Linked DNA regions of Homo sapiens: all the other regions are linked to region 1. Evidence: chromatin contacts called from ENCODE Hi-C or POLR2A ChIA-PET data. All regions are on one chromosome and are shown on one strand. Each heading gives the region's core, a stretch centred on a gene start or an enhancer-like site at or near the end of the contact. The rest is flanking DNA. Distances are from core to core; before and after follow the strand shown.

What was found. A loop is a pair of places that touch in the nucleus more often than their neighbours do. ChIA-PET counts read pairs that join two places held with the same protein, here RNA polymerase II (POLR2A). Pooled maps may share reads with other maps.
Region 2: a map with no recorded cell type shows a loop between it and region 1 (26-fold over the local background). The contact joins the promoter of DCUN1D2 here to the promoter of ING1 in region 1. A Hi-C loop is called at or near these places in 9 of 37 single-sample maps with no recorded cell type and 18 of 50 pooled maps. POLR2A ChIA-PET finds 5 or more read pairs at or near these places in 1 of 52 experiments (PC-3).
Region 3: POLR2A ChIA-PET joins it to region 1 with 12 read pairs in activated CD4-positive, alpha-beta T cell. The contact joins the promoter of GRTP1 here to the promoter of ING1 in region 1. POLR2A ChIA-PET finds 5 or more read pairs at or near these places in 2 of 52 experiments (activated CD4-positive, alpha-beta T cell and activated naive CD4-positive, alpha-beta T cell).
Region 4: a loop to region 1 is called in a map of CD14-positive monocyte, with 10 times the contacts of the local background. The contact joins the promoter of LAMP1 here to the promoter of ING1 in region 1. A Hi-C loop is called at or near these places in 2 of 168 maps with a recorded cell type or tissue (CD14-positive monocyte and naive thymus-derived CD4-positive, alpha-beta T cell), 8 of 37 single-sample maps with no recorded cell type and 13 of 50 pooled maps. POLR2A ChIA-PET finds 5 or more read pairs at or near these places in 1 of 52 experiments (activated B cell).
Region 5: a loop to region 1 is called in a map of CD4-positive, alpha-beta memory T cell, with 10 times the contacts of the local background. The contact joins the promoter of CUL4A here to the promoter of ING1 in region 1. A Hi-C loop is called at or near these places in 1 of 168 maps with a recorded cell type or tissue (CD4-positive, alpha-beta memory T cell), 8 of 37 single-sample maps with no recorded cell type and 14 of 50 pooled maps. POLR2A ChIA-PET finds 5 or more read pairs at or near these places in 1 of 52 experiments (CD4-positive, alpha-beta T cell).
Region 6: a loop to region 1 is called in a map of CD8-positive, alpha-beta T cell, with 8 times the contacts of the local background. The contact joins the promoter of F10-AS2 here to the promoter of ING1 in region 1. A Hi-C loop is called at or near these places in 6 of 168 maps with a recorded cell type or tissue (CD4-positive, alpha-beta T cell, CD8-positive, alpha-beta T cell, ascending aorta and 2 more), 1 of 37 single-sample maps with no recorded cell type and 14 of 50 pooled maps. POLR2A ChIA-PET finds 5 or more read pairs at or near these places in 1 of 52 experiments (naive thymus-derived CD4-positive, alpha-beta T cell).
Region 7: a loop to region 1 is called in a pooled map, with 39 times the contacts of the local background. The contact joins the enhancer-like site here to the promoter of ING1 in region 1. A Hi-C loop is called at or near these places in 4 of 37 single-sample maps with no recorded cell type and 3 of 50 pooled maps.

What each region holds. Positions count from the first base shown.
Region 1 is chr13:110,711,224-110,714,949 of GRCh38, reverse strand. It overlaps ING1 (inhibitor of growth family member 1), which reads right to left and starts at 1,250. Exons shown (of 2, transcript NM_198219.3): 1 at 665-1,250. The coding sequence starts at 800. It also overlaps a transcript of CARS2 not described here. RefSeq lists silencers at 1-23, 64-323, 414-703, 864-1,053, 1,064-1,413 and 2 more and enhancers at 2,084-2,133, 2,734-2,823.
Region 2 is chr13:113,488,998-113,492,723 of GRCh38, reverse strand. It overlaps DCUN1D2 (defective in cullin neddylation 1 domain containing 2), which reads left to right and starts at 2,013. Exons shown (of 7, transcript NM_001014283.2): 1 at 2,013-2,057. The coding sequence starts at 2,055. It overlaps SLC9D1 (solute carrier family 9 member D1), which reads right to left and starts at 1,703. Exons shown (of 13, transcript NM_017905.6): 1 at 1,451-1,703. RefSeq lists a silencer at 1,393-2,312 and an enhancer at 2,543-2,842.
Region 3 is chr13:113,362,237-113,365,962 of GRCh38, reverse strand. GRTP1 (growth hormone regulated TBC protein 1) reads left to right here and starts at 1,833. Exons shown (of 8, transcript NM_024719.4): 1 at 1,833-1,943; 2 at 2,053-2,201. The coding sequence starts at 1,912. RefSeq lists enhancers at 1-273, 274-967 and a silencer at 1,955-2,249.
Region 4 is chr13:113,295,083-113,298,808 of GRCh38, reverse strand. It overlaps LAMP1 (lysosomal associated membrane protein 1), which reads right to left and starts at 1,570. Exons shown (of 9, transcript NM_005561.4): 1 at 1,314-1,570. The coding sequence starts at 1,374. RefSeq lists an enhancer at 750-929 and a silencer at 1,160-1,439.
Region 5 is chr13:113,207,870-113,211,595 of GRCh38, reverse strand. It overlaps CUL4A (cullin 4A), which reads right to left and starts at 1,983. Exons shown (of 20, transcript NM_001008895.4): 1 at 1,821-1,983; 2 at 1,508-1,623. The coding sequence starts at 1,968. PCID2 (PCI domain containing 2) reads left to right here and starts at 2,927. Exons shown (of 14, transcript NM_001127202.4): 1 at 2,927-2,997. The coding sequence starts at 2,962. RefSeq lists silencers at 1,488-1,727, 1,788-2,117, 2,218-2,487, 2,748-3,037 and enhancers at 2,572-3,221, 3,222-3,726.
Region 6 is chr13:113,152,279-113,156,004 of GRCh38, reverse strand. F10-AS2 (F10 antisense RNA 2) reads left to right here and starts at 2,019. Exons shown (of 3, transcript XM_011537532.4): 1 at 2,019-2,091; 2 at 2,235-2,861. The coding sequence starts at 2,019. It overlaps LOC124903216 (a long non-coding RNA gene), which reads right to left and starts at 1,505. Exons shown (of 4, transcript XR_007063880.1): 1 at 1,140-1,505; 2 at 890-948; 3 at 125-188. RefSeq lists a silencer at 1,589-1,638.
Region 7 is chr13:112,802,089-112,805,814 of GRCh38, reverse strand. ATP11A (ATPase phospholipid transporting 11A) reads right to left here. Exons shown (of 30, transcript NM_015205.3): 3 at 769-858. Among named protein-coding and RNA genes, the nearest start is that of ATP11A-AS1, 49 kb to the right of the region's middle. RefSeq lists enhancers at 2,171-2,410, 3,237-3,486. Within about 2 kb of position 2,065, at least 2 of the 41 ENCODE cell types and tissues checked have a DNase peak (open chromatin) inside an H3K27ac peak, as active enhancers do.

The sequences.
Region 1 (3,726 bases), core at 1-2,500:
AGAGAAAAGCCCTCGTCCTCCGCAAACTACAACCGGCGGCGTCGCCCCTCGCAGTCGGCCCCTACTCGGTGTCCAGCTCCAAGTGAGGGCCGGAGGGGGCTGGGCGGGGGCGGCCGACCTACCCCGAGCGGAGTACTACCCGGTACTTTATGTAACACTCAGATTCGGGACTGAGTGGGGGGCGACGAAGAAGGGCCAGAGGAACGGCGTTGCCCGGGACCGAGGCACCGGGTCCGCGGGAACCCCGGCCCACAGCCGCCCTCCTCCTGCAGCCCCGTCTCGGCGCCCTATAGCCCCAGGCGCCGGCACATCCCTCCATCTCGCGCCGTAATCTGCACCCCCTCCTAGAGGACGCGGCTTGGACCCGCCGCCCCCTCCCCCGCAGCACCCGCCTCATCACTTCACTACAAAGAGCGCTTTGGTCGCGCAGCCTTGCAGCGAGACCTCTCGCGCCTCCTTCCTCCTCCGTGTCCCGGGCTTTGCACACAAGGACCTTGGCGAATCAAAGGCGCTCCAGACCTTTTGTTCCTGCCCCTGCCGAGGGCCGCCGCTGCGGAGCCGGCCGCTTCCTCCGGTCCACGGCAGGACCGGCCCGGCTCCGCGGCGCGCCCGGACCCGCCGGGAAGGAGGCGGCCGCCCCCGCCCATCCATCACCCGGCCGTACCTTGGTATTTCGCGTCGATCTCCCGCATCAGCGAGACATTTCTCTGCAAGTCGAAAGGCAGGGACTCGATGGAGTCCAGGTAGTCCTCCACATAGTTCACCAGGTGGAGCTGCTCCCCGTTGGCAGGACTCAACATGGTTCACCCCGGAGGTCCCCGGCGACTCGGCGCGGCTTTCCGCTTCCTCCACCCCCCGCCCCCCTCAAAAAATAGCACTGCAAAATGCAAAGCCCTCGCTCTCCCGGCGCCCCCCCGCCGGCTCCTGCTTCGGCCCGGCGGCTACATCTGCCGAGCCCGTCCGCCGCCTCCGGGTCCGCGGGGACCCCAGCGCCTGAGGGCGCGGGCCGCGGTGGCGGTGGCTCCCGGGCGCACGCCCCGGCCGGCGGCGCAGGCCCCCTCTCAGGCGGCGGGGCTGGCGCCGGGGGCCGCGCGTACGAGCGCGCACACACCGGCGGGAGAGGGCCCAGCGCCGCGGCCGCCGCTGCCCACTCGCCCACTGGGCTGGGTAGAAGAGAGGAGCGGAGCGGGCAGCGGGAAGGGGCGCGCTCCGCTGGCCGCCGAGCCGCACTTGTCCAACGTGGAAAACCCAAATACCAGTTTCAAACACTTGGGAAACATTCAGCCCCGCTGCGCAGCGCGCATGCGCCCCGGCCCCCTCCCCCGGCAACGGCCCCGCCCCCCGCCGCATTCACGCCCCTCACCGTCCCAGGCCCTGGGGGCTGCGGGCTCCAGGCCGGCCCTCGCGGGGGCGTGGCCTTGCCTGTCACTTTTTCCAGAGGCGAGGGTCGCGGAGGGGACAGCGTCAGGGCCGCTGGGGTGTGGACGGCGGGCGAGGCGCAAACTTTACTAGGAGTTTTTGGCACTTGGAGGCAGAGCCTGTTGGGCGGCACAGCACGCCCGCTGGGAAACGCAGGGGAGCGGCCTGCTTCGCTGAAAACCCGACCAGGACCTAACGGGCCGCGGGACAGAAACCTCCGAGACCATGGTACACAGCAACTACCGCAACTCGCTCCTCAGCCCCTGACTCTTCGTCCCCGCCCCACAGAGCAGTATAAGTAGGGCCCGAAACAGAACTGGCAACCGCAGTAGCCAATCTACTTGCCAACATCACTTTGACAGCCCAATCACGATGAAGAGGAGGCGGGGAGACCGTGAGTAATGCCCCCCGGACTCTTACTACTAGAAACCCAAGTCCTCCGGGAGGCGGAAGGAAGGGGAGGGCCGGGCACGGGCGGAAGTGGCGGCGCATGCGCACTGGCACCCTCTCGGTGTCCTTTGAGCTGCGGCCGCAGAGTGCGCGGGAGACCTACCCATTCCGCGGCCGGACCACCACTCCCAGCAGCCTAGGCGGCTCCCGCGCCTGCGCCATCCGTCACCGCCCTCCCTTTGTGTCGTCTCCCGGTACTCAGTTTGGAACGGCTTGGAGACAAAGGGGCCTGAGAGGGAAGCTGCTTCCTAGTGCCGAGCCCCAGAAGAGGTGGATAGGCCCGAGGGGCGCCTTCCCTAGGCCTTATCTCTTCCCGCCCTGTGTCATGGACACCGTTCTCGGAGGCCGCTCCCCACACTTGGAAAGGCCGCCCACAGTATGCAGACACCCGGTCGGCCGGCGTCCTGAGGCCATTCAGCTCCCCGGACCGCCCTCCCCCGCGTCGCCCCTCTACCCTCCCAAAGCTCCCGGATTTTGGGCTTTCTGAGAAGCCTGGACGCCACGCGAGCCCGTTGCCTAGGCGACCGGCCCCGCGCGCCGGCCCCCCCCCTTCCGGCCAAAGGGCCCGCCCCTCCTGGGCGTGGCCTCGTGCCTTTGTGCACTTCCCGCCTGGCTCTCTGGTTCCGGGGCGGCCTCGGCTTCGGCCTCCGCCCCGCTGCGGCCGCCGCGGGTCCCCTCCGGGGTGGCCCCGAGAGCTGTGTTCGCCACGCTTGGCTGCCTGCTTTTCTCTGATTTTCTTCCGCCTTGGACCCTGCTCTATTTGCATTGTCTTTTTTTCAGCAAGTCGGAGAACGGTGCCTTGTCAGTTTTCACCTTTCTCACTGGACTTTCTCTTTTCCGGAGAGCCGGGTTGGTGGTGCTGCCTGTGTATTCCACGAACTAAGCCCTGTCCCCAGCCCTTGCAGTGTTTCTGTATCAACTCCACGCCAGCGCGGTTCTCCATTTTTCTTAGCCTCTTAATTAGGACAGGGTCGGATTTCAGCTTTTATCCACCGGGTTTATCCTGTTGCAAAGCAGAGTACACAGTTTTAGACACAAAATAATTGCAGTTGAAATGGATACACATTCTGGTGGTAAGATTTGGAAACGTGGTATTTGATGGAACCCTGTTGTAACATCTAAAACTCTTTGGATTTTTTAAAAACGTATTCTGTGTAATCCAGTAAAAATTTGGATTCGTCCAGTATTTATAGAGTAGATTATTAACCGCAGTGGTGCTCATTCCAGGGCCCTGCCGGGTATTTTGTGCTATGGATGTGAGTACGGCAAAGAGACTGAATTAAGCTGTTTTGTATTTGGAATCGGATTGTTCACGTTGCAACGTTGCTGCAATGATAAATGGATGGATACTCTTTACACTTTGAAGTGGATTTAATCTTCACTTTTAAGCCCCTTCATCTCACCTACACAGCAGGAGAGCTTTGGCTTTGATATTTGGGGAAATGGCTGTTATTTTACTTACAGATCACGCTATTCTAGTCTTGGCCTAGTTAAAAGCAAATGAGTACTTTAGTTTCTACAAGATTTATTGGCCACTACTTGGTCTGCACAAAAGACTATAACACTTGGCCGGACGCGGTGGCTCACGCCTGTAATCCTACCACTTTGGGAGGCCGAGGCGGGCGAATTGCCTGAGATCAGGAGTTCGGGACCAGCTTGGGCAACATGGTGAAACCCTGTCTCTACTAAAAATACAAAAAATTAGCAGGGCATGGTGGCGCGTGCCTGTAGTCCCAGCTATTGGGGAGGCTGAGACAGAATCACTTGAACCTAGGAGGGGAGGTTGCAGTGAGCCGAGATTGTGCCACTGCACTCCAGCCTGGGCGACAGAGCAAGACTATCTCCGGAAAAAAAGAG
Region 2 (3,726 bases), core at 764-3,263, 2.8 Mb before region 1:
GTTTTGCCATGTTGGCCAGGCTGGTCTCAAACTCCTGACCTCAGGTGATCCACCCACCTCAGCCTCCCAAAGTGCTGGGATTACTTTTTAAATAATGAATTCTTAGAATTTCTGCATCTTGAGCAATTGATACACATAACAATGCGGATGTATCTCAAGGCTGAGTGAAAAAAAATCTCAATTTTATTGAGAAGACACACAGGTGTAGATTCACACTCACTAGTGCATGTATAGTTGGTGCAATCTCAACAGGTCAGGGGATTTGATCAAAGAAAATTCCCCACATATACTATGGTTTTGCAAGGTGCTACCATTGGAGAAAACAGGGCAAAGGCACTCTGTAGGATTTCTCTGTATTACTCCTTACAACTTCATGTGATCTACAACCATCTCAAAATAAAAAGGTTTTCAAATTCTACCTAAGACCAGGTGCGGTGGTTAATGCCACTGCTGTATTACGACACAATTATCTGTATTCCCAGCGCTCTGGGAGGCTGAGGTGGGCGAACTGCTTGAGGTCAGGAGTTGGAGATCATCCTGGGCAACACAGCAAGACCCTGTCTCTATTAAAAATGAAATAATTAGCCGGGCGTGATGCTCCCTGTGGCCCCAGCTCCTGGGGAGGCTGAGGCGGGAGAATCGCTTGAGCCTTGACCAGCCACTGCACTCCAGCCTGGGCGACAGCAAAACTCTGTCTCAACAACCACAAAAAAGCTTTAGAATATTTAAGTCAAGCCTGTAGGAGAAAAAAACTACAAATATTTCACAAGTAATCCAATCATTAAGACACTCCTTTTGAAAAAGCCGGTAAATAAGATAAATTTGGAAGACAGAATAATCAGAAAAACAGGCAGTGAATAGGGACCCGATACGCAGCGGTCTTGCTTCCCCCGCGCAGGCGTCCACACCCTGGGTCATGGACACCGTGAGGAGCCGTTAGGAGTCACAGGAGGGGGGCCAGGGACAGGGCTGCATCTCTGCGGCCGGCCCTGGAGGCCCCGAGTCCACCCGGGCGGCCAGGGTGGGAACGCAGGTTCCATTCCAGGTTAGAACGTGGGCCTCAGCGAAGAGCGCCTAGGCAAGGCCTGGAGGAGCGGGACCCCAGGCCACACAGACCACCCGACCCCGGGAGACAATACCTGCAAGAAAAGGGGAGCCCCGAGGAGAGAGAGAGGGGAGGTGAGCCCCAGGGAGGGAGAGAGAGGAGGGGAGCCCCAGGGAGGGAGGGAAGGAAGGAAGGGGACCCCTGGGAAGGGAAGAAGGGAATGGGAGCCCCGGGGAGGGAGAGAGGGGAGCCCCAGGGAGGGAGGGAAGGAAGGAAGGGGACCCTTGGGAAGGGAAGAAGGGAAGGTGAGCCCCGGGGAGGGAGAGAGGGGAGGGGAGCCCCAGGGAGGGAGGGAAGGAAGGGGACCCCGGGAAAGAGCCCCGGATGGACGGGCCTGGTGCTCACCGGGACGCAGGGATCCGCGCCCGCCCGTCCGGCCCGAGCATCACCGTTCCGCGGCCTGGGCCGGGCTCTGAGGCGCCAGGACCCGAGGGGCGGAGGGGGACGCTGTCTCCCGCCTCGGAGCGCAGCGCCGGAGGGCTTCCTTGCATCCCTTCCCAGGCGGGACCAGGGAGGCCGGGAGGCCGGGAGTCCGGGAGGGAGCGGCCGCCGCCCTGCCCAGCACCGCCCCCGCTCAGCCAAGCCGACCCGGACTCCCGCCCAGCCGCAGTCACTGCCCCCTTTAAGAGGCGGGGCGTGGGCGGGTCCCGTCGGCCGCGGGCGGCGAGCACTTCCTGGCCGGCGTGGGGCCTGGCAGCCGCAGGCTGGCGTTGGACCCCGCAGGGGCGAGCCAAGGCCCTCGCAGAGGGCTGGACGCGCAGGGGCTGTGGGGCGCGAGCTCCCGTGGGCCCCCGGGCGGCGCTGAGCATGCCGGGAGTGGGAGTCCCCGCGGCCGGCTCCCGGCACTGCCCCGGAGCCGAGGGCCGCGGCCGTCCGAGGACGAGGGCGGAGCCGCCGCCGCGCCTGCGCAGAAGGCCGGGGCCGGCCAGAAGCGGGCGGCGCGGGGGAGATGGTAGGTGGCCCGGCGTCGCCTCTGCCCGTCGGGGTCGGGGTCGGGGTCGGGCCCCAAGGTCGGCGCAGGCGGCGCGCTGGATGTGGGAGGCCGAGCCCAGCGAGCTGCGCGGGGCGTTCCGCGTGGATCCGAGGGAGGAACGCGCCGCGGGCCCGCGAGCCGGAGCGGTGGCGTCGGAGGCGCGGGACCGCGGGGAGCGCGGGTTTGACCCGGAGCCGCGAGGGACGACCGGGAGTGAGCGGAGGGCGGGGGCCGGGAGGAACTGTAGGGGCCTTGGGGCAGGGGCCGGGGCCGAGCGGGAACCCAGGCCGGGGGCTTCCCAGGGCGGCTTCGAAACGGGCAGTCGAGGCGGGCGAGGGCTCGGCTGCTCCTGCGGGCGTCTGTGCAGATGCTGAGGCTGTTGACCAAAACAGCGCAAGGAAGGAATCCGCGAGAAGCTCAGATTCGCGGGGGAGGCCCTGCTGCCGGGAGGGGAGGGAGAGGCACAGCGGGGCCCTAGCGCGGGCTCTAGCCGGGAGCTGTAGCGTGGCTGTAGGTGTGCATCTGTGGAGCTGGTAGAGTTCCGCAGCGCAGGAGGGAGGCTGCTGGAGGTGCACATCAGTTACTTTGAAATGTGGTGGAAATGGTGATGGATGGGATTTATTCAGTCCACATCGGTTCAGAGGCCAGCAAGGTGCTGCTGGGTGTGACTGGTGCTGGGCCAGGCATGATCTTGGCGTTGAGGGAGTTGATGCCCCAGCAGGGGAGACAGGCACCAGATGCACAATTGTTTGACCACAGTTGGGACAAAGGCTAAGGCACGGGTTCCAGGAACTTGTAGGATGCGGCTGTGGGAGTGGTGTCAGATGCTGAGGGTGTGAGTTGAACTGTGGAGAATTTCTCTGGAAATTAGCCAGAGAAAAAGTGAGGTTCCGGGGCAGCCAGCCGTGTGCGGCTCCAGGCAGAAGAAACAGAATGCACAGACCCTTAGTGGTAGGCGATGATGACGTATAGGAGCTGAAAGATTGTCCTGGCTAAGGCACAGAGAGCCACCGGAGAAGGGACACGGTAACGTGTAGAGGGGAGTGGAGGGTGAGGACAAGCTTCAGGATGGGAGAAGAGCCACAAAGGAGACTGAGAGGGGGCTGGTAGGAGAAACCAGGACACTAGAATGTGTCGAAACCAAGAGGATGGAGTTTAAAGGAGGAGGGAGCCATCAGCAGTGCTGAACAAAAGAGCAGCTGAAAAGATCCCACTGACCGCAGCAGCCGAGCTTTTGTGACCTTTAGGGGTCACTGCGGAGGCCGGGCTGGAGCCAGGTAGCCTGAGTTAGGATGCACACCTGGGCAGGTAGAGATAGCTTGCTCCAGCTTTTAGGAGGACAGGGGCAGAGTGGACAGGAACTTAGTTTGGGGAAAACTTGAACATGTTCAGGATGCTGGAGAGGAGCGTTCCACTGCTGCCGAGGTTGGAGATCCAAGAGCAGGGATGAATTTAACTCCCCCTCCCTCTAGCGTGCTGTATACCGAAACAGAGTGAAAGTGATCCATAAACTTACGTAGTTTATTCGATCAACATGATTGGCCCGCCAGCCCCGGGTAAGTTGACCCTAAGGACATTTTAAGAGTAATTTCTTTCCATTTTACATATGGGTATCCTTGGTGCCAGATTATATGAGTCGTATTTCACA
Region 3 (3,726 bases), core at 584-3,083, 2.7 Mb before region 1:
CCCGCCATCACACTCAGGCTCGGGAGCTGGCGGCCCCTGGTCCGTGCTGCCTGCCACGCTGCTTTCCACGGCAGTGGTGGGAAAGGGAGGTTAGAACCCCATCTCCATGGCCAGAAGGCAGGAATTAGGGAAAAGGGGAGCCGTGAGGCTTCCAGGCCTGGGGTTGGAACAGAAGCTGCGCGGTGTGGGGCGATTTGGGCGCAGGACCCCGGGTGCTGGGAAGTGGGGAGCAGGACTGTGTCTGTTGCTCCAGAAAGCGCGAGGGATGCGATATAGGAAATTCGGGCGTCAGTTAGAGCCCGAGAGGGGTTCAGGGAGTCACTGACTTAGGCAGAGAGGAGCCCAGACGGGGTTCGAAGACCCTGGGGACGGACGCCCACCTGTCAGTCCTGGACTGTGGGGCACCCGTAGGCCGAGGGGCAGGAGGCTATGGCCCTGTCTCCTGGCTTGGGTCTAAACATCCCAAGGAGGTCAGACCGTAGAGTGGGGGCTGTGTGATCTTTCAAATGAGGGACGCCGCGTGTTACCAAAGGCCAGTGCTGAGGAGCTGGGCTGAAAGCTTGGGGAGTTCCCAGAACCAGCAGACTAGGAACGGGAGGAACCGTGTCGGGGGCTCTGCTCCGCTGGGCACTGACCCCCACCCCGCCCCCCGGTCTTGCAAGGGCTGGAGAAGGGTGAAAGGCAGAGGCGGGAGTCCGCACTTAGGGACCGGTCCGTTCCACACGCTGCTGACCAGGCTCCTGGGTGGCGCTCGCATGGAACATTCCGGAAACACCCATGGGAAGGTCCCAAGTTGGTTCCGAAAGGCCCTGACGGACGCGCAGGGGACGCTGAGCCTGTGATCCTCGCCTCACCCAGACGAGGCCGGGCTGCTTCTCACAGGAAAGTGCGTCTGGAGTCCGGGGACGGCCTCCTCCTGGGGCCTGTCCAGGTCGCCCTGGGCCTAAATTACAGGCGGGGAGAGGCCTGTCGGAGGAGCCCCCGCTCCAGACCCCTGGGGGACCCAGGGCGAGGTCGCCCCAGCGCCTCACGTCTGGGGGCTCCCCTTTGCCACGTCGCCAGAGCAAAATTCAAAATCTGCAGTTCTGGCAAATTTCCGGGGCCTCCCGGACACGAAAAGCAGCTGAAATCTCAGGACAATGTCATTGGATGCGGACCGAGAAGAAGCCGTTCGGAACCAGAGCTGCCCCGGATTCTCCCAGGCCTGGCTCGCCGGTGGGGGGACCCCGGTCCCTGGTTTGGGGGGGCAGGAACGGGCGGGCGCCCCTGGGGGCTTCTCATTTGTGTGTTGGTCTCGGCCTTGAAATGCAGCGGAGAAAATAAAAAATAAAATAAAAATAGGAGTCAGGTGTCAGAGTCGGGTCGGCCAGGCACTGAGGTTTGAAGGAATCGCAGAAGAAGCTCCTCTCACCCGGGTCCAGGCCGCGGGGGTTCTGCGGGAGGCGCCCCCGATTCTGCCCGCGGGACGCCGCGGCCTCGGAAGCCCCGGGAGCAGGCCCCGCCCCGCCCCCACCCTCCTCTCTCCCCAAGTCCTCCCGCCCCCCCAGCCCCGCCCCTCCCCCGCCCTGGGTGCTCCCCTGCCCCTCCCCCGGCCCTCCCCCGCCCCTCACCCGCTCCTGCCCCTCCTCTCTCCCCAGGTCCTCCCGCCCCCAGCCCCGCCCCTCCCCCGCCCTGGGTGCTCCCCTGCCCCTCCCCCGCTCCTGCCCCTCCTCTCTCCCCAAGTCCTCCCCGCCCCCAGCCGCCCCTCCCCCCGCCCTGCCCCCCCCCGCCCCCGCCTCCAGCCCCGCCCCTCTCCGCTCCCCGCCCCGCCCCCACGCGCCCGCGGTCCCGCCGGAAGGACTTAAGCGCCCCGGAGCCGGGAGGCGAACTTGGGACCCGCTGGCCTCGCTCGGTGCGCGCCTCCCTCCCCGCATGCAGCCCGCCGAGCGCTCGCGGGTCCCCAGGTGTGTGGCGCGGGGTGCGGGCGTCCCCGGCGGCTGCGGTCCCCGCGCGGGCCCGCGACCCCCCAGAGGAAACTTCGGGGACGCCGGCCTCCTTCTCTCGGTTTTGCAGGATCGACCCGTACGGATTCGAGCGGCCTGAGGACTTCGACGACGCCGCCTACGAGAAGTTTTTCTCCAGCTACCTGGTCACGCTCACCCGCAGGGCGATCAAATGGTCCCGGCTGCTGCAGGGCGGGGGCGTCCCCAGGAGCCGGACAGGTGGGTCCCGGGGGCGCAGGTGGGTCCCGAGGGCGCAGGTGGGTTGGGCTGGGACGGGCCGGGCAAAGTCCGGGCTCCCGGAGCGGAGGGAGGGGGAGGAACCTTTCCGGGCAGGTCGGGACGAAGCTGCGGGCTCCGAGCTAGGGCAGCCGCAGGGACCGGTTTTCCCGCTTTGAGATGGGCCGGCGGGTCGGACGCGAAGGAGACCCGTCCCTCCCAGCAGGGAGCCATATCGGGATGGATCAAAACTCGATCCATGCCGGGCGCGGTGGCTCACGCCTGTAATCCCAGCGCTTTGGGAGGCCGAGGCGGGCGGATCACGAGGTCAGGAGTTTGAGACCAGCCTGACCAACATGGTGAAACCCCGTCTCTACTAAAAATACAAAATTAGCCGGGCGTGGTGGCTCCTGCCTGTAGTCCCAGCTACTCTGGAGGCTGAGGCAGGAGAATCGCTTGAACCCAGTAGGCGGAGGTTGCAGTGAGCCGAGATTGCGCCATTGCACTCCAGCCTGGGCGACAGAGCGAGACTCCGTCCTTGTGACGGGACCCACAGGGCCCTGCTCGACCTGCCGCTCCTCCGCGACCCCAGGCCTCCTACTGCTGCGGTGAGCACCGGCCTGACCGCCCGCCCGCCTCGGGGTTAGCTGCAGGGCCCCCTCCTCCGGGGCGCCCCAGGCTTCCCTGTGCGGAGGGCACCTCCTCATTTCTGCCTTTCCCAGCACAGCCCCTGCTGGAGTCAAAAACCCTTCCTCCCTGCAACGGATTTTTCATTCACTGCTCAGTCCTCAGAACCTGGGGCAGTGCCAGGCGACTTCCCTGTGTGTTCAGTGAATGAATGAAGTGTCTGCCTGGGGTGAGGGCTTGGTGGGAGTGTGCCCTGGAGCTAGGAACTCAGAGAAGTGGGGTCAAAGGGGAGTCCTGGGGGCTTCCTGAGAAGGGGGATGTGAATGGCAGCTGGGCTTCCAGGGACCGAGCAGTAGGGACCTGGTGGGGAAGGACAGAGATGAAACCAGGGGCCCTGCACCTGGGCGGAGGGTCGGAGGTGTGTGGTGACCACGGCCAGGCACAGAGAAGCCAACTGTTAAAGGTTTTCCAGGCAGGGGGTGACAAGATCAACTTTTGCTTTTATTTATTTATTTGAGACAGGGTATCCCTCTGAGTGCAGTGGCACAATCACCACTCACTGTAGCCTTGACCTCCTGGGCTCCAGCCATCCTCCCCTCTCAGCCTCCCGCATAGCTGGGACCACTGGTGTGGCCACCACTCCTGGCTAATTTTTAAATTTTTTATAGAGATGGAAGTTAATATCCTATATGCTTCCCACGAATGCATCATGTCCCATCCCTGTGGCCTCTGCATGTTCACATGTTTCCAGTGGAACGTGTGTCTTTATTTTTCCTTTTCATTTATTCTTTTTGATTTATTTATTTTTGAGACAGAGTCTCACTCTGTCGCCCAGGCTGGAGTGCAGTGGTGCGATCTCAGCTGACTGCAACCTCCACCTCCTGGGTTCAAGTGATTCTCC
Region 4 (3,726 bases), core at 321-2,820, 2.6 Mb before region 1:
AGCATCTGTAACAAAGAACAATGCAGTTGCTGTGACATGACAAAACTTGTTTCTGCAACTCCTTTCATTAACTACACCTGACCCTGTCGCAGGAGCTGAGCAAGGCTTCAGGCTTACTATTGGAATAAGTTCATCTCTGTGGCTATTCAGGCAGTTCAAAGAATTCATTTTACACAACAGGCAAAACAAAAAAGGGAAGCCAAGATCCATTCACTCACAGTAACAGAGTTTTACAGCTGGATGGGACTGAGGGATTTAAAGAAGTCAAGGCAGATGTGTACAGGAGTGTATTTCTATATCTACTTAACTCACACACACTCCCCCAGCTTGATTCTACATCACCTTTCAGATCCTGGCATTTAAGATAATCTTCTCATATTACGGGGGAGGGCGGCGGGGGGAGGAGGTGAAAGAATAGTGTTGGCGGGGGGCAATCCGGACTGTCTTAAAGAGACAGCACACATCCTCTTATTAAGACAATAAATGAGAACGAAATTCACTAGTCAATACAATATTGAGCACCTACTGCCCATCTGAGCTCTATAAACTGACAGAAGAGAAGGGTGCTTCCCCACGTGTTCCCTGGTCCCGCATTTCGGCCTACAGGAACGGCGCTCTTTAAACTACTTACTAGACATGAACATTGCCACCGTGAGTCTGAGGCCAGCTTTCCCTCATCTTGTCTACTACGGAATCTTGTGAAATCCCAAAGATAACTTTAAAAATTATTTTAACATACATGTGAATTCACAATAACATAAATACACTCGCATCTCCTCCACACCGCTGAAAGAGGAGAAAGGTTCAAGTACAAAGGTGGGGAATGCTCGCACCGGCTTCTCCCTGTCCTGGGTGAAATCCATGTTGGGAAGAGCTTGATCTAGGTCACCCACCCGGGAGCTGAGACCACAGACGTCCCTGCCACCTTCGGCGGCGCAGCCTCGTCTAGATCTCACCGCCTCAACTTGCCAGGAAACTTAACGACCTGAAAGCACCAGACCGCCGAGCAAGCCATCGGAAGTTCCCTTTCGCACTCACCACCACAGAAAAACTGAGTTCAGTGAGACAGACCTTAGAGGAGCCAGGTCCTGGGATGAGACCTCCTGGTCCCCCAAGCACCTGCCATTGAGCTCCGCTCCGACCCTACGACCCCGAGAGAAACACCCGCCCGCGGGCAGAGCCGGCCGGGACCAGGAGCAGTGGGTGCGGGGCGACCCGCGGGACAACGACCCGGCAGTCCCCCGCCCTCAAGACCCAGGGACCTCGGCTCCGCCCGGTCCCGCCGCTCCCAGGCCCCGCCTCGACCCCCTCACCGAGCAGCAGCAACAGCAGTAGCAGCAGCAGGGGTCGCCGGGCGCTGCCGGGGGCCGCCATGGCGCGAGGCGGCCGGGTACGGTGCGGGGAGCGGGGGCGCGGGCGGCGGTTGGGCCGCGGACTGCCGGGCGCTGCGGTGGCGGGGCGCGGGCGCCAAGGGCTGGCGTTAGAGACAGCGGCGTTACCAGACGCAAGAGGCCCGGCCACTGCGACGCCGGCACGAAGAAGACACCGCGGCCGGCAGCGCTTGTCACGTGAGCTGCGCCGCGCCCGGGCGTCACGTGATCCCGCGGGTCTCGCGAGAGCGCGCGCGTCGAGCGCCGGCGGCTCGGCTCCCCGCAGGTGCGGCAGCTTCCAGCACCGCGCGCCCCCTCACGCGTGATGCAGGCCGACACGTGACCCGCAGCGGCACGTGACCCGCAGCGGCACGTGACCCTGGACCCACGTGACCCGGCCTGGTCCGGGGGACTGGGGCCGAGCCGAGGTCCTGAAACGGGAAGTGGGCTGGGTTCGCGGAAAAGGAAGAGGAAGAGTAGTGGCGGGAGAAAGTGAGGAAAGAGGAAGCCCGCGAGGGGAGAAAGGGCAGACGGATCGCGGACGCCCAGGCCTCCCTTCAGCCTGCGAGGCGTCCCAAACGCGGGCTCTTTATGGACAGGAGGGTGGTGTGGGTGGCAGCGCGGGTGACCGGCCGGGTGCGCGGCCAGGGATGGGCGAAGGGTTTGTCTTTTGGTGAGTGGGAAGCAAGTTCCTCACACAGGGAGGCCACTGTGCCCAAACTCTTGAGTGGTTTTAGGAAGGAAATAAGGGATCTGAAATGGGTCAGTGCGGCCTTCCGCTCGTTAATCGCGGGCTGAGGGAAGACGGCACCAGGCTGCCCAAGGTGAAGGTGAAGGTGCGATGGCGATACTCTTTGGCTTACAGAAAGTTCCTGTCGAGCACTTTGTTTTTTTTTTTGAGACGGAGTCTCGCTCTGTCGCCCAGGCTGGAGTGCAGTGGCGCGATCTCGGCTCGCTGTAACCTCCGCCTCCCGGGTTCAAGCGATTCTCTTGCCTCAGCCTCCCAAGTAGCTGGGATTACAGGCGTGCGCCACCACGCCCGGCTGATTTTGTATGTTGAGTAGAGACGGGGTTTCACCAGTTGGCCAGGCTGGTCTCGAACTCCTGACCTCAAGCAATCCACCCGCCTCGGCCTCCCAAAGTGCTGAGATTACAGCCCTGAGCCACGGCGCCTGGCTCCTGCATTTTAGAAGTCTGAAGATGCTCTGTTTTTTGGCTTGTCATCATATAGGATTTATGGCCTTTTGTTAAAATACTATTTAATTAAGGCCCCTACGCTACTGCTTTGTATAAAGCACCCGTCGCATAAGTACCTACATCTTAGAAAAAGATTTAATCTTACATTTCAAAAGGCATCATAGCAACGGGGACTGGATGTGCACCTAGTTAATAGAGACAGCACTCAGCCAGATAAAGACAGGACCAGGCACTCACTATCAGTCCTCACCAGAGGACTGTGACCTTAAAAAGGGCGGGATTTGACCAATTCAACACTGGCATTTTGATAGACCCCACCTTGCTGTCACTTGTGCTTAGCACCCTGCATCTGCTGCCTAAGGATCTGCTCACATCAAGGACTTCCTTGGAAGACAATGACTTCTGTCTGGATCAGGCTGGAATACACTCCTTGTTCCCGTCATTGCTTTCCTTGGATTGATCCATTAACCCCTTTTCCTATCCTCTTTCTCTTGATGTCCAATGTTACTTTGTTTGATGGGGAATGTTTAAACCATAGCGTTTGTATTTTAAGTACACTATGATGTATAGTTTGCAGTATTGACTGACACGTGGACTGGCTTGAGCCTTTGCCCATGGCTCTACCAAGTTAACAAGTAGTACTGAAGGGAATTGTCTCGAGGCAACTCCTCGTAGCTCGTGGCTTTTATAATTGAAATAGCATCAATATATTCCCACCCTGTGGAAAGACATAAACGTGTGTGGACCTGGTTATGTCTGACCTTGTGCTGTTCACAACATGCCTTGAGAGAGAAATACTTCTGAACTGAGGCCTCTCACACGATGGGTACAGCAAGTGCTAATAAACTTCTGCTTGTTTCTCCTGTTGCTCTGAATTTTGTTTTCAGGAGAATGTCTCAACTAATAAAGAGAGAAAGAAGAGAAATTATATTTTCTCCCCTGCAGTGGAATGAGACAATTACGCGAAACTCTGGAGGTTTAAATTCGGGGACTCCTCTGATCCACTGCTTCTTAAGGAGGCTAGAAGTAGGGTTTAGAAAGTAGGAGAGGTGTTTGAACAAGCATACTGAATATTACAGTTTTATGGTGCAAAACAAAAACCTGCTTAACAATGCAAAAATAGAATCTAATGCTGGACAAAATCTTGGTTGAAGGAGGT
Region 5 (3,726 bases), core at 734-3,233, 2.5 Mb before region 1:
CTGCCCAACATGGCGAAACCCCGACTCTACTAAAAATACAAAAATTAGCCAGGCGTGGTGGCAGGTGCCTGTAATCCCAGCGACTCGGGAGGCTGAGGCAGGAGAATCGCTTGAACCTGCGAGGTGGAGGTTGCAGTGAGCCAAGATCGTGCCATGGCACTCCAGCCTGGGCCACAAGAGTGAAACTCCGTCTCAAAGAACAAACAAACAAAAAACCCCAAACATGGACACCCAAATGTCCATTAACTGGTGAATGGATAAAACAACTGTGGTATACCCATTCTACTAGGTAATAAATTACAATCACACTGCGTTGTGCATGAATCTCAAAAGCACTGTCCTAAGTGAAAGCCAGATACAAAAGACTATGAAATACATGACTGCATTTAGATAAGGTTCTAGAAATCGCAAAATATAGTAACAGAAAGCAAATGGGGGACCGCCAAGGGCTAGGAGTCAGGGGAGAGGGCTGACTGCAAAAGTGGTCATGGCAATTTCGGGGGTGGTAGCAATATTCTACCATTCTACCAAGAAAGATTCCATCTTGACCGTGGTGCCGGTTACGTAACTGCATGCATCTGTTAAAACTTCCTGAAGTGCACATTATATGTAGACTCTATCTCAAAGCTGGTAAGAAAACATCATCCACTTACACTTCAGACAAAGAATGGATGTATGTACACCAAACTGTCAACAGTAGTTTTCTTTGGGTGGTAGGAGTATAGGTGATTGAAGTCTTCTTTTTTGTATTTTTTATAATTTTTACAATGCAGTCACTTGCATATCCAGAAAAAAAGTTTTTTTAATTCAAGCCTTTTAATAGAAATAATTGTATGACACATCGTGACCTAAAATATAGATATTAGACTACTGAATGAATGTTACTTTACAAAAAGAAGACACCAGAAAAAAAGTCGCTTATAAATAAAATATCCAAGTATGGTAAAATGTACTTTTTTGTTACTTCAGAAACGGAACACCATCACTTTGAATTAAATGCTACCAAATCTGTTTGAATACCTTAAAGGCAACCACTAATCACAAAACACAACAGAGAACAAAACCACTTTTTCTGAATTTTGAATTTTTTCAAAATCTGTTTGAATATCTTAAAGGCAACCATTAATCACAAAACACAACAGAGAAAAGACCCTCTTATTACTGTGGCAAGTGACACAGTCATGAGTTTTACATATAACGAGAAAATAATTTGCCGTATACTTGCAAAATATGAGTCACGTGGCTCCTAGAAACACACCTCCTTCTCTTCCGTAATGGGATAACTTTAAATATGGTTCTAAGCAGCTTAAGCCTGAAAACAAAAATTCCACCACGGCAATAAACAAAACCACTTGTTGCCTCTGGGGCTCCCGGCCCTGCAGTGGAGGCAAACGCCCTGCCTTTCCGCTCCCCGGCGAGAGCCTGCGAGGCACCCGGAGCGGCCGCCCGGCCGCGTCTGCGTCACGCGGGGCAGGAGCGGCGTCCCCAGCCCCGGCCGCCGCCTCACCTGGTAGAGCTCCTCGAGGTTGTACCTGATGGAGGTGCTGCTCTGCACGGCCCGCACCGCCTCGTGCAGCTTCCGCCACGTGTCCTGCGTGTAGTTGTCGGGCAGCCGAGGTCTGTCTGCAGGGCGGAGGGAGAGCGGGCGGCTCAGGGCGCGCCGCGAAGCGCCCCGCGTAGCCACCCCCGACCCGGCCGGCGCCCCGGCGCCCCCGCTCCCGGGGCCCGCACGGATCTCGGGGCCTTCCCCCCAAGTCGGGCGGGGTCTCGTGGGGTCCCCGCCCGGGGCGCCTGGCCCTCGACCCGGCCGCCGCACCCACCTCGGAAGTTCTTGATGACCAGCTTCTTGGAGCCGCCCGCGCCCCCCGGCTTGGCGGGCGCGGCGGCCAGGGCCGCGGGCTTGGTGAGGCCGTTGGTGCGGCCCACGAGCGCCGAGAAGCTGCCCTTCCGCGGGGCCTCGTCCGCCATGGCTGGGCCGGAACCGCCGCGCCCCGCCCCGAGCGCCGCCGCCCGCCGAGCTCCGCTCCGCCCGCCCCGGTCCGCGCGGCCTCCGCCCCGTCCTCCTCGCGCGCCCCGCCCCGCCCCGCCCGCGTGCCCGAGCCCAACCGCCGCCGCGCCCGGCTACTCCTGAGGGCTTAGGAACGCGCGCCGGGAATCCCTCCTGAGGGATCGGACTCCCCCTAAGAGATTCGGACACCCCCTCCTGGCTCGAGGGCGCGCGCCGGGACTCCCGTCCTGAGGGATCGGGACCCTCACCCCCGGCTCCGGGGGGCGCACCGAGACCCTGCCCCCAGGGCTCCGGGCACCCCCTCCTGGCTCGGGGATGCGTGCCGCGGGCACCCCTCCTGAGGGGATCGGGAGCCGGGACACCCTCCTGAGGGCCCCGGGGCGCGCGCCTCCTGAGGGCTCGGCACCCCCACCCCGGGCGTGAGACCACCTCGAGGGCTCAGGGGTGCGCGCCGGGACGTGCCCTAACTCCTGCAGGCTCGGGAGCGCGCGGCGGAGGCACCTTATGAGAGCTCGGGAGCGCGCGCCATGTCCCTCCCCCTCCCCCTCCTCGGGCGCGCGCGCCCCGAGGCCCTGGCCCAGCCAGGCGCGGAGGGTCCTCCGCGGCCTGGTTTTCACAAGGGGCAGACGAAGGGTCAGCGCAGTGAAAGGCAGTTTAGCCGTGGGGCTGTCCTCGCCACTGGACCCCAAACCCCTCAGCCCGGGCGGGCCCGAACACACAATCAGAGCCGCTGGCGTCCCGGCTGAGAGGACGGGGCCCCGGCAGAAAGACCCCGGGCCCCCTCAGCCCGAGCGCGTCGCCGAGCCGGTCCCCAGGTTCTCCCTCCGGAACCAACCTGCGCACCCGCGGCGGGGCCGGGGGCGCCAGGACCCAGACGGACCGAGGGCCGGAAGTGACGCCAGCTGGCCCGCTTGAGGCGTAGGGGGTGGCGCTCTCCGTTCGGCGGCGCTCCCATGGCGCACATTACCATTAACCAGTACCTGCAGCAGGTGGGTCCTAGCCGGGGAGCGCGCGGCGGCGTGGTTGGCCCTCGGCGTGTTCCGTGTGTCCCCTCCTGCCTTGGACCCTCAGGCCTTTTCCTTTCCCGCCTCGCCACCCTTCTTCCGTTCGGGTCCCCGGCGGGCAGCCGCGCGAGCCGAACAGCGGCGGCCGGGACTCGGGAAGGCGGCCCGAGTTCTCCCCTGCAGGGCCGCCGTGGGGGCCGGGCGGTGTCCGTGGATCGCGGAGTCGTCGCGGTGTAAGTAGACGCGGCGGTCCCAGGTCGCTGCCCTCACTTGCTGGCACGTGTGGCCGCGCTCCCAGGCGGTCCGAAGGGCCTGCGGGCCACGCCGAGGGCCCGCTGTGGGCGGTGCTGTGTCGGATGGACGCTGTTTCCCAGCAGGATGCGGGATGAATTCGGGGACTCCAGGAGGCGATGGAGGAGTAAGCGCGAGGCTGTGGCCGTGCTGCAGGCCGGGCTCGTGCCCCTCGTCCTCGCTGTCGTTTAACGCCCTTCACTCTCCGAGCACAATGCACACTTCATATCGCTCGGTACATGCGTCTGACAGATGTTGTTCAACAGCTTGTAAGTAGCAGAAGCACAGTTAAAAGATGGACACTTGTAAAGATTCAACGCATATTCTTTCCACTAAACTATGCCTGTCTTCAGAACCAGCACTGTGGTAACAGGGATAGGAAATATAGGGAATGGATTTTTAAAATATTTGAAGGAAACATTA
Region 6 (3,726 bases), core at 770-3,269, 2.4 Mb before region 1:
CTGTGTTGTACGTGGACTGACCGTGTTGTATGTGGTGATTTAATTTTCTCATCTGCCTTCTCAAAGATACCACCTTTGGACCAAAAATTCTACAATAATAAATTGTCCAAACATTAAGATTCACCTCGTTCTACTCATCTTCCTCATCTCTCATATGAATAATCGTTCTTCTGTCACCCTCTTCTGTTCTGAAAAACAAACCAACCAACATTGGGACACTTTTTCCATTGACTGGTTTACTTTCCTTCTGTATACCTGAGGAGAATCTTCCTTCCTTTGGGGTCTTTGTCGTGTCCTTCAGATGTTGGGGTGTCCTCTGTGGGGGTCCCCAGCTTAAATCAACTGACCCCACAACTTTGTGTGGAACCTGAAATGAGCAGCCTATGGAGAACCTGGTCATTGAATACTTAGATCTTGCCGCAGTCCCTATTTAAATACCTGTTCAATCAACTCTGGGACCTATGTTTTAGATTTCAACATCTCTGAATTGGCCTGTTCCCTACAGCCAATGTTCTAATGTCAGCCTGGACAAGGCCGAGTTCTTCCTGAAAGGGGTTGTGCTTTATGTTGCCCCCTGGGGGCACTGCCACTTTGCAATCCCTTTAAATACATTTTTTTGTGTGAGTTTTGGGAGCCCATGTGAATAGTGTAAATGTATTGCAAAGCTGGTTCCTGGCTGGCCTGTGGTTTAGATTATCTGAGCTTCCCCCTCTTGCCTCCAGGCTGAGCTGACCCACAGCTAATTTGGGTATATGCTCTTTCTTTCAGGTTCATCAATAATGGTGCGTCTTAGATTCACAGAGTAGAGTGTGGTCTAGTCCACTTTGTGGTGCTGTAACAGGATATCTGAGACTGGGTAATTTATAAAGAACAGAAATTTATTTCTTACAGTTCTGGAGGCTGGGACATCAAAGGTCCAGGGGCCCCCATCTGGCGAGGGCCTTCTTGCTGCGTCATCCCATGGTGGAAGGTGGATGCGCGTGAGAGAGAGAGAGAGAGAGAGAGAGAGAGAGAGAAAGGGGAGAGAGGAAGGGGGCCAAACTCATCCTTTTATTCCAAAATAACGAACCCACTCCTACAATAGTGGTATCAATTCATTCACGTGGGCTCTGACAATGAATGCGTCTTAAAGGTCCCACCTCTCAACACTGTTGCCTTGGGATTAAGTTTCCAACACGTGCACTATAGGGACACATTCAAACCACAGCATGCTGCATCCTCTGATGTCCACATTGTGGATGGAGGTGGCAGCTTATCACCTGGAGCTCCTGAAGAAATTAAAGAGGAGACACATGGTGACGCAGCCCACAGCCTGGCGTTTTTAGCATCTCAGAAGCACTGACAGGGACCCGCAAGCTTATGAGAAACTGTTCAACTCATTGGGCTTCCTCAGAGCTTGGGAGACCATTAATGTGGAAGACACTATCTGGACATGTTTCTCTTTTTTCCACCTGTCTAGATTTTCTTTCAGGATCGGGGAGACTTCTGGAGTAGAAAAGCCACTCCAGAACCCTTCCTCCTCCTCCCCCACACCCCGCCTCATGAGCGGCTGCCCTCCGCGTGGCATGGAGTCCCCGCGTCCACTCAGAACCCTTCCTCCTCCTCCCCCGCGCCCCGCCTCCCCCGCGCCCCGCCTCCCCCGCGCCCCGCCTCCCCCGCGCCCCGCCTCCCCCGCGCCCCGCCTCCCCCGCGCCCCGCCTCCCCCGCGCCCTGCGTCACGTGCCCCTGCCCTCCCCGACGCCCCGCCCCCCACGCCCCTCCTCCCCCACGGCCCGCCCCCCCACGCCCCTCCTCCCCCACGGCCCGCCCCCCCACGCCCCTCCTCCCCCGCGCCCCGCCTCCCCCGCGCCCCGCCTCCCCCACGCCCTGCGTCACGTGCCCCTGCCCTCCCCCACGCCCCGCCCCCCACGCCCCGCCCCCACGCCCCGCCTCCCCCACGCCCCGCCCCCCGCGCCCCGCCTCCTCCACGCCCCGCCTCCCCCACGCCCTGCGTCACGTGCCCCTGCCCTCCGCGCAGCATGGAGTCCCTGCGTCCCGGCTCCACGGTGCGGGAGTCCTCCGTGGTGGCTGAATTCGCCTTTCAGGCCCTATGTTCAGGATTTGTGATCTGGGTTTTAAAAACATTTTTTAGAAGTCATTGGTAATTAAAAACAATAAGTTTTTTATTGTGGTAAAATAGACATACAGTTTACCGCAGGAATCTTTTTTTAAGCGTACAGTTGGCTGACCCTGAGTGAATTCGCTGTTGATAATCTGCTTCTCCCTGAGCTGCTGTCGCCCACACTCGCCGCTGGCCGTGCTTGTTTTTCTCCTGGAACTGGGGCCGGTGTCCCTGTTGACCTTGTCCCGGGTAGCTGAGCCCAGGGGACTCTCCTTCCTAGGGTTACCGCTCAGTATCAGCACAGCCACAACGTCCAGCCAGGGAGGGCATCCGAGGCCCTCAGCACCCACCCCGGGGGTCCGGCCCGCGTCAGGCTGCGAGTTCCCGAGTCCCTGGACCCAGCTGTGCCTGCTGGGGTCAGCGCAGTCTGTGAGCCTCGACCCCCAGCTCCCAGCAAGGCCTCCCAGCAAGGCCTGTCGGAACCCAGCGGAGACCGGCGGCTGGGGCTTGTCCTCGAGCGGGGGCGCAGGACACGGGGCGCGGGGCTCCTGCCCTTGCAGCGTCCTGTCAGGATGGACGACCCAAGCCAGACGGCGCTCCCTCCCGCCACACCTGGCCGTACTGGCCTCCAGCCATGCCGGTGCTGCCGAGGCCCCCGTGTGGGACAGGCCCCCGCTCCCGCCCGTCCTCCTGGCTGCATCTGCACCCGCCCGTACCCGCACCGGGCCTCACTGGCCCCTTCTCAGACCGGCACAGCCAGGTAGGTCCTCCCTAAGCACCACAGGTCGGGGCGGCTGGGCGTTTTGTAAGGACAAACTGCGACCGTGAACCCCGGGACGGCTCAGCACCCAGGCAGCGCGGCCTCTGAACGCTGTCTGCGGACTCGTCTCTCCTCCCCACTGGCCCGGCCACACGTCCATCCAGCCCCGCTGTCTCCCTCTTTCTGTGTCTGTCTCTCCGCCCTCTTTGTGTCTTGGTGTCTCCTCTCTCTCTCCCTCTCCCTGTCTGTCTCTCAGCATCTCTCTCTGTCTCTGTCTCCTGTGTCTCACTGTGTCTTTCTCTGTGTCTCCATGTCTCTGTTTCTCTCTTGTTCTATTCTCAATTTTTTTGTTTGTTTTTTACCTGGACTTACTCCCTCCCCTCTGTTTCTCTTTCTCTGTCTCTCTCTTTCTCTTTGTCTCTGTCTCTCTCTTTCTCTCTGTCTCTGTCTCTCTCTTTCTCTCTGTCTCTGTCTCTCTCTTTCTCTCTGTCTCTGTCTCTCTCTTTCTCTCTGTCTCTGTCTCTCTTTCTTTTTGTCTCTCTGGCTCTGCCTCTCTCCCTCTCCCCTCGCCCCCGCTGAGCGCTGTCTGACGGGAACCCCCAGCAGTCTCCCTCGCTCTCCTGGCAGCCTGCAGACTCCTCTGGTCTCACTGACTGCAGAGTCACTGGCTGTTTCTGGTCTTTGCTGACGCTGACGTTTTTTAAGAGTCTATGGTTTCCTCCATCTGGACTTGCCTGACTCAGGATCGGGCTCTGCTTAGACAGTGTTTTGGCAGCCCCCTGCCTTCGGCTCAGGAGGAGGCTGGGTCCCCAGGTTTTGCCACGCTAAAGGCATGCTTTCCTGGCATAGTTAACAGGCCAGTTCT
Region 7 (3,726 bases), core at 816-3,315, 2.1 Mb before region 1:
ACACATTTGGCACATTGCTCCCTAACTCATACCCCGAGATATTTTTTCACTCTTTTTTTTCTTTCCTTTAAACTCTCTTTTCATGTGTACTGTCTTTGGATTTTCTTTCTTTCTTTTTCTTTCTCTTTTTTTTTTTTTTTTTGAGACAGTCTCGCTCTGTCGCCAGGCTGGAGTGTAGTGGCACGATCTCAGCTCACTGCAACCTCCCACTCCTGGGATCAAGTGATTCTCCTGCCTCAGCCTCCCGCGTAGCTGGGACTACAGGTGTGCACCACCACACCCAGCTAATTTTTGTATTTTTAGTAGAGACAGGGTTTAGCCATGCTGGCCAGGATGGTCCCTATCTCTGGACCTCGTGATCCTCCCAGAGTGCTGGGATTACAGGCGAGCCACTGTGCCCGGCCTGGATTTTCTTTAGAGCATCCACACACACTTAGGAAGAGTAAATTAAGTGTAACGATGCATAGCTTGGCAGTGAACTTGTCCAAATGATGACAAAGCTCTGATTTCCCCTCTGGTACTAGAAGGAAAGGGGCAGGAAAGGCTGTCACCAACTTAAACCCAAAGTAGCGTCGTGTGTAGTTTAGCTTGTGTGGATCTCACAGAACCAAGACATTTTGCCCTTCCTTAAGAAAATAAATAAATTAATCATAGGTGAGGGGCACCATGTCCTTGCTCTTTCATTAGCCGTGTGGCAGTTACCTGAGAATAAAATGTCACTTATTTAGATTTATATGTGATGAGATGGAAAACAATGACCGGCCTTACCTGCACCAGAAATATGATAAGGAAATAAAAGTTGGCTACTCTTCTGAATTGTTCAAATAAATTCTTGGGTATAAAGTTCCAAAATGTGTACTGCATAAAAGAAAAACAAACATCCATCATTGAGATCAGATTTTACTCTTGTAGTGTTACTCTAGGGCATAGTAAGTAGCACTGGATTTTACAGTACAAAATGTTTAGCTTTAGATATAAAACTCATAATTCATAATTTAGAGTGTTTGTTGACAGCTAAGACAGCTTAAACAAAGTGTGTACTCTGAAACACGTATGTAAATTACCTAACTCCAGAGAATTCAAGATAAAACGCAAGGTAGCTCAACAATAGTTTGATTATTAAGATGTCTTTTATAAAACGTAAACCTGTGATCATTAACTCAACACATTAGCATTTTACTTCAGTAATTTCTGCATGATCTCTCCTCTGAGTGAGAGCATGACAGCGAGCTGAATGGAAGCCTTCACCCAGCTCCAGGCAGCTTCTGAGGCAGGCGTGTTTCTTGTCCACAGCTCAGGCACAGGGGCTTTGAGGCCTCAGGGGGAAGGACAGGAAAAGGAGGGGAAGGAGGGCAGAGAGGGGATGGGGGGGAGGGAGGTGAAGGAGGGAAGGAGGAAAAGGAGGGGAAGGAGGGCAGAGAGGGGATGGGGGGAGGGAGGTGAAGGAGGGAAGGAGGGGAACGAGGGCAGAGAGGGGATGGGGGGAGGGAGGTGAAGGAGGGAAGGAGGAAAAGGAGGGGAAGGAGGGCAGAGAGGGGATGGGGGGAGGGAGGTGAAGGAGGGAAGGAGGGCAGAGAGGGGATGGGGGGAGGGAGGTGAAGGAGGGAAGGAGGGGAAGGAGGGCAGAGAGGGGATGGCAGGGAGGGAGGTGAAGGAGGGAAGGAGGGCAGAGAGGGGATGGGGGGAGGGAGGTGAAGGAGGAAAAGGAGGGGAAGGAGGGCAGAGAGGGGATGGGGGGAGGGAGGTGAAGGAGGGAAGGAGGAAAAGGAGGGAAGGAGGGCAGAGAGGGGATGGCAGGGAGGGAGGTGAAGGAGGGAAGGAGGGGAATGAGGGGAATGAGGGAAGGAAGGGAAGAAAGGAGGAAAAGGAGGGGAAGGAGGGCAGAGAGGGGATGGGGGGAGGGAGGTGAAGGAGGGAAGGAGGGGAATGAGGGAAGGAAGGGAAGCAAGGAGGAAAAGGAGGGGAAGGAGAGGAAGGAGGAGGAGGGGAAGGAGAGGAAGGAGGGGAGGGAGGGGAAGTAAGGCAGGGAGGGGAGGGAGAGGAAGGAGGGAAGGAGGGGAATGAGAGAAGGAGGGGAAGGAGGTCAGGGAGGGAAGGAGGGGAATGAGAGAAGGAGGGGAGGGAGGGGAAGGAGGGAGAATGCCCAGCCACCACAGCATCTCCTCTCCACACTTCTCATTTTGCTTCTGTAGCAGTTTCATTCAACTTCTGTGTTGAAAACAACAACGTCCCAGATGTCACGAACCTTCACTGAGTTTGGAAATAGTTTCTGAAATTTCATCTGACATGTTTTTACGCCGTAATGAAGACAGTCTACCGAAACCTGAAGAAGGTCTCACAGCCTGTGCTGCGGCCTCTGCCATCTGTGTGTCTCTTCAACGGGGCTTATTTCAAAATCCCATTCGAAGGTGGGTTCTGGCTCCTGGAAGCCAGAAGTAGTTGTCAAATTCTCATACCAAGAATTTCTTTAATTCCAGGCTCATGAATATAAGTTATTTACAATTCAATGTAACAACTAAAGCCTGGTATGGTCCTAAACTAACCAACATGTTCTGAATTTGGTGTTTACAAATATTTCAGAGGAAATCCATGTGCGTCTTTTAAAACTTCTCTGCCTCAAGTTTCCAGTGGCTTAGAGAGTATATAAGGAATTTCCATTTTCTATTCTAATTCACATTTACAAAGTGATTTTACCTTTCACAATAAAGTTCCTTAATGAGGGTAAAAACAGAGTAGTGGCTCCCCCCAGTTCATGACAACTACGGCCATATTTTCAGTTCCCATCTCAGGTTGACTGTAATAAAAAAGGCAAGGGGAGCTCCAGAAGAGAGTCTCTGGAGTTTTAAAAAAGAAACTAACTTTCCATGTCCTCCCTAGGTCATCCCGCCCTACCCATCCAAACACCCTTATTTTCCATGTGTTGTTTGATACCAGGTTTTTATCAGATGTGTGTTTTGCAAATCTATTCTCCCAGTCAGTGGCTCATATTTTAATTCTCTTAACTGTATTTTGCAAAGCTCAAGTTTTTAATCTTCACGAAGTCCAACTTATCAATTTTCCTTTCATGAACAGTGTTTTTGGTGTTATCCAAAAACTTGTTGCCAAACCCAAGGTCACCTAGACTTTCTCCTACATTTCTACAAGTTTCATTATTATACATTTTACATTTAGGTCTATGACTCACTTTGAGCTAATTTTCTTGAACGGTGTGTGATCACTGTCTAGAGTCACTGTTGCTGGGTTTTTTTTTTTTTTTTTTTTTGCATGTCCAGTTTTTCTAGCACTATTTGTTGAAAAGAAATAGTGCTTTTCTGTCTGCCCTGAATTGCCTTTGCTCCTTTGTCAAAGATGGGTTGACTATCTGGGTGAATGGGTTGACTATCTGGGTGGATTTACTGGGTGGATCTACTCCCAGGCTCTCTATGATGTTTCATTGATCTATTTGTCTATTCTTTTCTTTTTTTTTTGTGAGACGGAGTCTCGCTCTGTTGCCCAGGCTGGAGTGCAGTGGCGCGATCTCGGCTCACCGCAAGCTCTGCCTCCTGGGTTCGCGCCATTCTCCTGCCTCAGCCTCCTGAGTAATTGGGACTACAGGCGCCCACCACCACGCCCGGCTAATTTTTTTTGTATTTTTAGTAGAGATGGGGTTTCATCGTGTTGGCCAGGTTGGTCTCAATCTCCTGACCTCGTGATCCGCCCGCCTCGGCCTCCCAAAGTGCTGGGATG